Linked DNA regions of Homo sapiens: region 2 is linked to region 1. The links are chromatin contacts, found by Hi-C in ENCODE. All regions are on one chromosome and are shown on one strand. Each heading gives the region's core, a stretch centred on a gene start or an enhancer-like site at or near the end of the contact. The rest is flanking DNA. Distances are from core to core; before and after follow the strand shown.

Region 1 (4,676 bases), core at 859-3,358:
AGTCCTAGCATGGACATCTTCAACATTTGCGGTAGAACTAGATGCGCCATCGTTAGAGAAGCCATAATTGGCCTGATATGTAGCAATGAAATCTTCAGTAATCTACACAAGCAATTCAACAGACCCGGACAGAGAAATTCAAAATTATTTCCACTCATAAGAAGTTTAAATTGTGTTTTTACAGCATAGTTATACAACTTAACACAAAAGTGTTTCTGTGGATAATAGTTGTAGTTATTAAGGTATAAATGCAAGAATAGTCACCTTCTATAGAAAATTGTGCATACGGTGATAAAAAATAAGACACAAGTACTTAGATGATCAATGCAAAAGTCTGAGATACGATTTAAAGCATTTTAAGTGATGCTGGCACCTTTTCTAGTTGTTTCATTTATTAATTACTACCTCTCTACACTACTTGACTAAGGCTACAAATACATACAACAAAGGAAGAACCAGATAATAAAACAATAAAAACCAACAGTCAATGAATAATCTAACCACAGAATCCAATTTTCTCTTACTGTACAGATGCACCAATATACATGTACAATAAGTACTTAAATATCTGTATGCAGAGAGCACACAGAACAGAACTCTGATTTGGTATATAAAGAATGGGGTTAACAATTGTAAAACTAAATGCTCATTTTAACTTTATCACAAATTAAATGACGTTATATTTTAGTATCAGAACAAATTAAAGACAAATCCAACTCATATCTATCTTCCTCCCCTTTGGGGGAAAAGCGTTATTGCAAAACGAAAGAAATATAGTTATATCATCATACCAATCAATATTAGGCAGGCATGGAATGGGGAAAATGTAAAACCCAAAGTTTGAAGAGGTATGGGCTTCAACAACATAAAAGGATAAAGTCACACATTAATCCATTATCACACCTTTGTTAAAAGTATTCAGAATGCTGAAGAAACCAAATCTGCACTCAAACTAGCACTACCAACACAGAAGTGAAATCGTAAATTTTAACAATCTGGAGGGATTGGAATATATATACAAATACAGAATGGGAAAGAAAAGTTGCAAAAGAATTTTTACAATAGCAGTCCAGTCGCGCAGTGGAGACAGGTTTTGTATCATTGACTTGCAAGTCAATTTGTGTGCTATTAGTGTGCCCTTTCCTGCTCATGAGAGCCAGATTAAAAGGGCACTTTTACCACAAAGTTTACAGAATCAAGTTTAACATTAGTTATTTTACTTCGAAGCTGAAATAAAAATACTTAGCAATTTCCAAGTATTCCAAACAAACATACACAGATTTTCCATCTGTATTCTGTGTATCTCCAGTCTTATTCCTGTGGTTATATGGTTCAAACATATATGCCTAGGGACAAAATTTACTAGGAAAGTAAAGCAAGGTGCAAAGAAAGTTCAATTAGTAAAGCTATATAAACAGCTACTTTAAAAAAGAAATCAAGAAACTGCATTTTGCACATAGTACATAAGCTAAACATCTGAGTTCCTAGGACAAGTGGGGTTGGCTACCAGAAATGGACAGCTACTAAATTTGTTCTTGGTATTTTTCCTCTTTGCAATAAAAAGCAGTCATGTAATAATCAACTGTGACCTTCACAGACAAGATTAATAAAGCATAGAAAAGACTTAAAAATTACATTTAAGACACTACCCTAAAGATTTACGTTCTTTTACACATCGGTGCCCCAACAAACACAACAAAAAGAAGCGTCGCTATTCAAGGGGGCTAGGACCAAGGACCAAGGATCTCAGCAAAGCAAACGTAAAAGGAGTGCCCCGCGAGGCTGGCCAGGCGGCCCGCTCTGCAGTGGCGCCCGTGGCACTCTCCTACCTTGGGGAACCAAGCCTTTTTGTCCAGGTCCCACTCGTAGGGAGTGTCCGTCGGCTGCTGCCCGAGAGAATCGGGTTCTCCGCCGGCATCGGTCTGGGTGTCACCATCCTTGCCGTCTCCGTACAATTCTTGCATTCGCAACTGCTCATCAAACTCATCGTTCCCATCCAAGTTGGTGCCGCTCATGTTTCCTACCTAGCTCAGGAGCAGGGTTCAGAAGAACTAAGAGGCCGAAATGACGCTGGAGCTGAGCAGAGAAAGGGAGGTCAACCGCGCTCTGCTCGCGCCCCGCCGCCCCCCGGCCCGCCTCCCCGCTGCGCCCCAGCAGTCCCCGGGAAATCGCGGCCGCTCGGCGGCTGCACCGCCCCCCTCTCTGCCCGCCCACCGCGCGCGCGCGCTGATGCTGTGAGCTCGGCCGCGCCGCCGCCCACCTGGCTTGCTCCGCCGGGCCTCGGCACCGCCGCTAGGTCCAGGGCGCTGCGGGAGCGCGCAGGCGCGCTGCCGCCGCCGCCACCGCCGCCGCCGCCGACCGGATCTGAGGCGACTGCGGCTCCCTCGGCAACGTCAGGAAATTACTTCTAAACTAAGCCCTGCTCAGGCCGACGCAGCCGCCATTGTCGGCGCGTGGCGACGTCGCGGGTCGCGCCGACACGCCCACTATGGCGTCAAAAAGCGCCGACGCCGGCATGCGGCGCGAGGCCCGGGGAGGCGGGGCGCCGGGGTTGGGGGGACCCGCTGCTGCTGCGCGTCGACGCCCACCGGGGTCGGGTTTGGGGCGGGGCGAGGGCCACTGGGATCCCGCGGCGCCTCAAGGGCCTTGAGCTCCGCGGGGTCCCCGGCGGATCGGCCGGCCCGGGAGGGAAACGGAAGGAAGGCGTGGGAATATTCCCTCGCGGGGGTGGCCGGGCGGGTTTCGCGAGGGCGCCATCTTAGGGGAGTGGGTGGGGCGGACAGGACAAATTTCTCTGGCTTCGAGAAAACGACGCGCCTCCTTCGCCCAAAGGCCCCTCCCCCGCTCAGGAACCGCGTCTTTTACTTGTTTCTTTACGACACCCGGGGATAGACACCGGATCTTGTTCATCTTGGTAGCCTAAACTCCTGGCACCGGCTCTGGTGTCTAATGCGGAATGAGCGAATGAATGAACGAATGAGGGGTAGAAGGGCCAACTTTCTTTTTCTGGTGTCAGCCTTCTCCTTTATCGGTCTCATACCTTCCTCTGGCTGGAGTTCGACTCCGTGGGAAGGATGGAAAGGGCAGCAGTTGCCTGCCTCTTGTACTGCAGATTTCAGTGGCGCTCGAGCTTCGAACTTGAAACTTAAGCATAAATGTAAACATCCCAGTGTAAACACCAGCTTTATTGGCCGGGAAACTCCGCTTCTTTGTCATTCTTTTAGAAAGACACAGCATACTTTTTGTTCTAAACAGAACTTTGTTTTCAGGAATTACACTCATTGCTGAAAAGGAAAAGGTCCATATTTTTAAGTTGGGCAGGTATTTATTGAGCCCCTACTAAGTGCAGGGCACTGCGTGAGGCTCTGGCGACCCAGGAGTTGACAAGACAGGCACAGCTCAGGGGAGACAGAATTAAGATGGTTGGCACCTGACAGATATGAGATGCTGGAGGACAGCAGTTCTCAAACTTTTTGGTTCCAGGTCCTCTTTACACTAAAACATTGAAAACCCCAAAAAACGTTTGTTTGTGGTTTATACTTACCAATATTTCTGCACAAAAATGAAAGCGGCTGTTAAAAAATACTAATTCATTAAAATAATAAGGAACCCATTAGTGTAAACATAAATATCATAACCCGGGCTTGAGGTCCGGGAAAACCTTACCAGAAGAAATTATTTCACTATTCCAGTGACCTTCACTTCTAAACATAGCAGTTGAGTACTACTTCTAGAAAATCCTGGCTCCCCACACACCAGTTGTGTGAATCTATGGTTTCAACGATAACAACAGTTTTTAATAGTTTGGGTTAGTTTTTTTTTAAATTACATTTCTTTTTCATGAAGTTCTCATTCTGGCAGGAACTCTTGGAGAACTGAATTTGTGTGCACTTTTATGATATAGGTAATGTGAGTTTTATTAGGCTTAAACTTTGCTAAATATTTTTTCCTGGATCCAAAAATAGCATACAGCTGTTTTCAGCAATGTGTTATTGGGCTCCCATTTCATTCCCGAGTTCACAGCATAGGTGATAATATGCGACACCACCCTACTGCACATATCATTGAGTGCCGGCTCTACCACAACCGTCTTTTGAGCAGGTGACTTAAAGGGTTCCTTATGCTTATGTCCCATGTCACCCAGCCATCCTGGCCCAAAGGCTGCCCAGGGTCTGTGTGGTGACCTGGCAGATAGCTCTGCATTCTAGACTGGATTTGACTGAGCCAGTAAGAACCTCTCCCAGAAAGTTTGAGTATGGAACATACAGGGATGTGGTCAGAGTAGCAAAGAAGCAAGGAGATACTCCCAGGGAAGGTAAAAGGCAGAACAGAGGCCTGCTGTGGAGAAGTTCCCCACGGGTGAGAGGAGCAGCTGAAGCAGCGAAGAAGGGTCACTGAGTCACTATACTAGTGAGGCAGTGGAGTTGAGAGGTACACACATTGTACCTGTAATGGCATTCTGTTTGGTCGTGAGAACTGGCAGTTTATAATTGCACAATGCTGTGGTCTCTGTGAGGCCTGGTTCCTATTTTTTCTCATTTCCCTGCATATTCATAGAATAACTCCCTAATGACTGAGGTAATCTGAAAGCATCTCTGTCTTTGTAACCTGTCTTTTACAAGTTTTTTTTCTTGCAAGTTATAGAAACACTCGAGGTAACAAAAAAAAAGGGGGGT
Region 2 (4,700 bases), core at 241-2,740, 100 kb after region 1:
AATACAAAAGTTAGCTGGGTGTGGTGGTGGGCACCTGTAATCCCAGCTACTGGGGAGGCTGAGGCAGGAGTATCACTTGAAACCAGGAGGTAGAAGTTGCAGTGACCCGAGATTGCACCACTGCACTCCAGCCTGGTGACAGAGCAAGACTCCGTTAAGAAAAAAAAAAAAAAAGACAGAACTATTTGGCCAGAATATCTATAGTGCCAAGATTGAGAAACCCTGGTGTATTCCAGTCATTCACATTTCAGAAGAAAATCTAAGATCCAAAAGAGGGAAACAACCTTACCAAGATCACATAGTTAGTTACAGACAGAGCTGGAACAAGAACCCTGGTCTCTCTCTCTCTCTCTCTTTTTTTTTTTTTTTTTGGGACAGGTTCTCACTCTTTTGCCCAGGCTGGAGTGCAGTGGCCTGACCACGGCCTACTGCAGCCTCAACCTCCCTGGACTCAGGTGATTCTTCCCACCTCTGCCAGGGAGGCGGAGCTTGCAGTGAGCCAAGATAGAACCACTGCACTCCAGCCTGGGTGACAGAGCAAGACTCCATCTCAAAAAAAAAATATATATATATACATACATATATATATATATATATATGTAAAATAAATAAATATAAAACAGACCCACAGCCCTCAAAAAGCTAACCATTCTTTGTAGGAATAAGTAACATATGACACATTCAGATAACAGTATGTAATAAAGTTACCTAAGAAATCCAGGAAAGTATTCTGATGCGGGTAGAGAAAAAGGAATACATTTGAGAGTCATTTGGAAGAAAAACTCAGCAAATACTTATGATCCTTCTTAAATTTAAATATTTTAATGACCAGACCCTTTAATCCAGCAATTCTACTTCTGTCAACTTATCCTGCAAAAATACTTACACCAATGTTTGAAGATACATGAGTAAGAATGTGTATTACAGCAATATTTATAATGAGAAAAACAGCAACAGCTATAATGTCCACTAGTCAGGGATTAGTTAAATTTATTGTGTTAAACCCAAGCAATGGTATACTATAAAGGTATTTTAAAAATTGAAGTATAATAGATACATACACATTTGCCTGAAAGTTGTGCAATATATATTGTTAAATGAGAAAAGCAATCGGTAAAAACAGTATGAATAATTTGATACCATGTTTATAAAACAAAAATGTACATTCCTATATACACAGGAAAAGAACCTAAATGAATATACATGTTAGCCTGTTAAAGGTGGTGATCACTTGGGAGGGAGGTTAAAGGGACCTTTTCTGTACTGTTTGAAATTTGAGAAGCAAGCATTAATTTTATAAGGAGAATAAATAAATAAATATTTGTCTCAATCTGATCTACTTTGGATGAACAAATTGGAAGGGGGATTTTTTTCCAAATGCATACCATTTTTTAATAACAGTTCACACATATATTACTGGTCTAATAAAAATTGTCAAACTTCCATCGAGGAGTGACTAAGAGACAACTCACCATTAAGACTCCAAAATGGGTGAGGTGGTCACACTGACAGATTGTGTAATTTACATTTGTTTCCTTTACTTTACAGCCTGACGAATTCCATCCACCCAGCCCATCTGTAGGAGACAGAAGGAAATTTCAAAGCAATTTTGTTTTTCTCAGAAATGTTTAACTTTTCATTATATTCACTATCCAAACGTGTGTTATAATTAATATTATTTGCTGAGATAGCAAGATTAGGGGTATAATTGAACACTGAAATTAAATTAAGTCTAACAGACTAAATTGACTTTTTGGGGACTTCGTAAATGGCACAACTTCTTCGGCTCTCCCTTTTCCTGTTCTTGTACCATACCTCTACAAATTAGGACAGACTCTAACCATGAACTTTTTTTTAAGTAGCCAATAAATAGGAAGCAAGCAGATCTAGAATATTTTTAAGGACATGGACGTATGGAATATAAGCTGGTACTTGAGCTTACTCAGAGGGACTGGAATAGACATCTGAACACCCAGCTGAACCCGCAATTCAAAGGGTCTCAAGTGCTTTCAATCAAAGTCAGATCATGGTCTGGAGCTCTGCAGGGCCAATTAGAGCCTCTGCTCTACTAGACATCTGGCTAGTTTCTTCTGAGCACACTCAGGTTTAGAACTAACACTCATACCTCCACAACCTGTAGATCTCAGGTACTAGATCAGATTTGAGACTAGAACTTCCCAAGTGGCACTAGACCAAAGGGGTTATCCCCGGGCAGGCAGCTAAGTTTGGTCAACATTTGTCCATCTGGGATAATGCCATAGATTCCAGAGGTTCTAGATCCACGGGGCAGAGGTGCAGGGGCAAAGGGTGACCTGGGAGTACCCCAGCAATTTGCGTTAATGAACATAGAGATCAACATATTGAGGTTGTAGGGGACAAAGCTCATCGCTTTATAGAGTTTTATCCTGAGAGACTTGGAGGGGATCAGGAAAGGGCAGTGTTATTTTTGTTTGTCAGAAAGAAGTAGTATTCTTATACTCTAGGGAGCCGAATGGGAAGAGAATTTCCATTTTGTCCCAGAATTCCAAGGATAGTGAAAAAGGGAAAGGTTCCAGGCAGAGTTTCCACAGGCAGAAGGACTCCTCACTTAGCCACTCCTGGCGTTCTTAGGGAAATTTATTCTGTGTGGAAATTCTCTGAGATTTGGTGATAACCCTGGATATTTCCAGTGAAGATGGCAATGCTAAGAGCAACCCAGTCAGCAATGACCATTCCCAGTCTTCTACTGTCTGTCTCCAAAGACTCATGCTTATTCAAGCAAGTAGGGTCCTTAGAGACCAACCAAGAAGTTTCATCTCCTCAATGAAAAGATAAAAAGACTGGGGCTCAGAGGGGGTAAATTGTCTACCCAAGGTCACACAGTCAGTCTAAAAGAGGTGAGGAAAAAAAAAGGGAAGGAGATCATAGATCTTGCAAAACCCTGTGGGAGAGCACAGATAAAGAACCAGGTATTCCTTCCTCAACTTTCTTCAAACAGTTCAAGGCTACTCTGCGCTGGGCCTTCCAAATTTCTTTCTTCCAACTTTGCTTACCCTCGAGTTGTGTAATTTTTCTGATTTTCCAAATAATTATTTTTGGGGCCTAAGATACTTGTAATAAGCTCCTATAATCTTCAGGAAACTGCAGGTAAGGAGCAATTAGTTATTGGGCATGATTGGAGCACTGTAGCCCCAGCACCAATTGAGAGATCTTACCTATCAAAAAGGAAAGTTGTCTTAATTCCCATGCCCTAATTTGATATAAAAATCATATCCTGTATCTTGGTCATTCAGAATGCTCTGTAGGGTCTGATAAGACAGTAGTTTCAGCACAACCCCCTCCCATTTAACTGCCAAGTGGGAAAATGGTCTGGGGCAAAGTCAAAGTTGCTAACAAAAATACTTACTATTATTCTCAAAATCCCAAAAGGCACAGTGAACTTGACCATAATTCTGGAAAAAAAGAAATCAGAGGTAAACATCTTGCCTTGTGATATTTACCATATAGTAACATATACACATAAGTGTTTTCTTCCCAATATTTTTTCCCATGGTAAACATGCACACACTGACATGCACACACACATACACATACACATTTGGGCCATTTGTGAATTGGCTTTTAGACTAACTCCACCATCTAACTCTGGATTTACAAGTGAGAAAACAGCATGTCACCGGCTGGTGATCTGATATGTCCTTTAAAATATTTGGTAGTATTAAAAATTGCCATGCCCTTCTGGTACAAGGCTATGGATAGTCAATGCAGGGCTGATGTGTTCCTTCTGGAGCTTTGGAATTCGGGGCTCACCGCTGAGATCAAGCCTTATGGACAGAAATTTGATCTGCCCCATCATTAGGCCTACAGAACATTCCTAAGACTTCACCAGCTCCTGTAGTCTCCAGGAAACTGCAGGCAAGGAGCAATTAGTTACCGGGGATAATTGAAGTGCTGTAGCCCAGACCAAATTGAGAGATCTTACCTATCTAACACGTTTCATTTGGTATTTGTTTCTTTAAATTTCCTCTCCCTCTCTTCCTTCTCTTCTTCCCTTCTAGAATCAAGACCAGTGAAAAGTATGCTGAACTATATGGTCTTTTAGACTGGGAACTGAGAAATCTATTGAGACGTCACACTGGCCATACACTAACGTCAAATAATGGAATAGTCATTCATACTTGTACTTAGGCTAAAGTTGATTATTTAGTAATATATAGCTTATGTTATGCCATATGACTATGCTTTTAGTTCTTTGGTGATAATTCATACACGTTTTAATGTTATTTCTGGAAATTCAAGTAATACAAATATTCAATTATTTTGAGTGAAGTTGCTTGTCTCGCTCAAAAATAAATGGAATCACATGTCATTTAGTGTGATGGGACATCCAAAAGATCCAGTCACTGCCCCACCAATCTGTCACAGTGCTAGAATGCCCATCATTCCCTATCACTTTAGGATAAGGCATTATTTCTGGAAGGTTCCAATTATAACACACATTTGCTACCTGGAATAGGACATTCCTCATTAAGTGTTAGAATCACATCTGTTAATTAACAAATTACTTTTAACAGAAAAGTCGTGAAGAGTTCCTGAGGCCATTTGATTCTGAGCTGAAAATAGATATATTACCTGGTTTCCTCCAATATGCTGCAGAGTGATAACCACTGGGTCAGCTAAGTTTTGAATGAACATATCATCTGAAATGCTGGCACTCACAA

Evidence for each region. A loop is a pair of places that touch in the nucleus more often than their neighbours do. Pooled maps may share reads with other maps.
Region 2: a map of PC-9 shows a loop between it and region 1 (3-fold over the local background). The contact joins the enhancer-like site here to the promoter of HTATSF1 in region 1. A Hi-C loop is called at or near these places in 3 of 168 maps with a recorded cell type or tissue (Calu3, PC-3 and PC-9) and 5 of 50 pooled maps.

What each region holds. Positions count from the first base shown.
Region 1 is chrX:136,495,024-136,499,699 of GRCh38, reverse strand. HTATSF1 (HIV-1 Tat specific factor 1) reads right to left here and starts at 2,108. Exons shown (of 9, transcript NM_014500.5): 1 at 1,830-2,108; 2 at 1-102. The coding sequence starts at 2,015. RefSeq lists a silencer at 2,098-2,767.
Region 2 is chrX:136,392,266-136,396,965 of GRCh38, reverse strand. ADGRG4 (adhesion G protein-coupled receptor G4) reads right to left here. Exons shown (of 26, transcript NM_153834.4): 17 at 4,612-4,700; 18 at 3,386-3,431; 19 at 1,473-1,576. Among named protein-coding and RNA genes, the nearest start is that of BRS3, 93 kb to the left of the region's middle. Within about 2 kb of position 1,490, at least 2 of the 41 ENCODE cell types and tissues checked have a DNase peak (open chromatin) inside an H3K27ac peak, as active enhancers do; they include PC-3 and PC-9, where a contact is called at or near this core.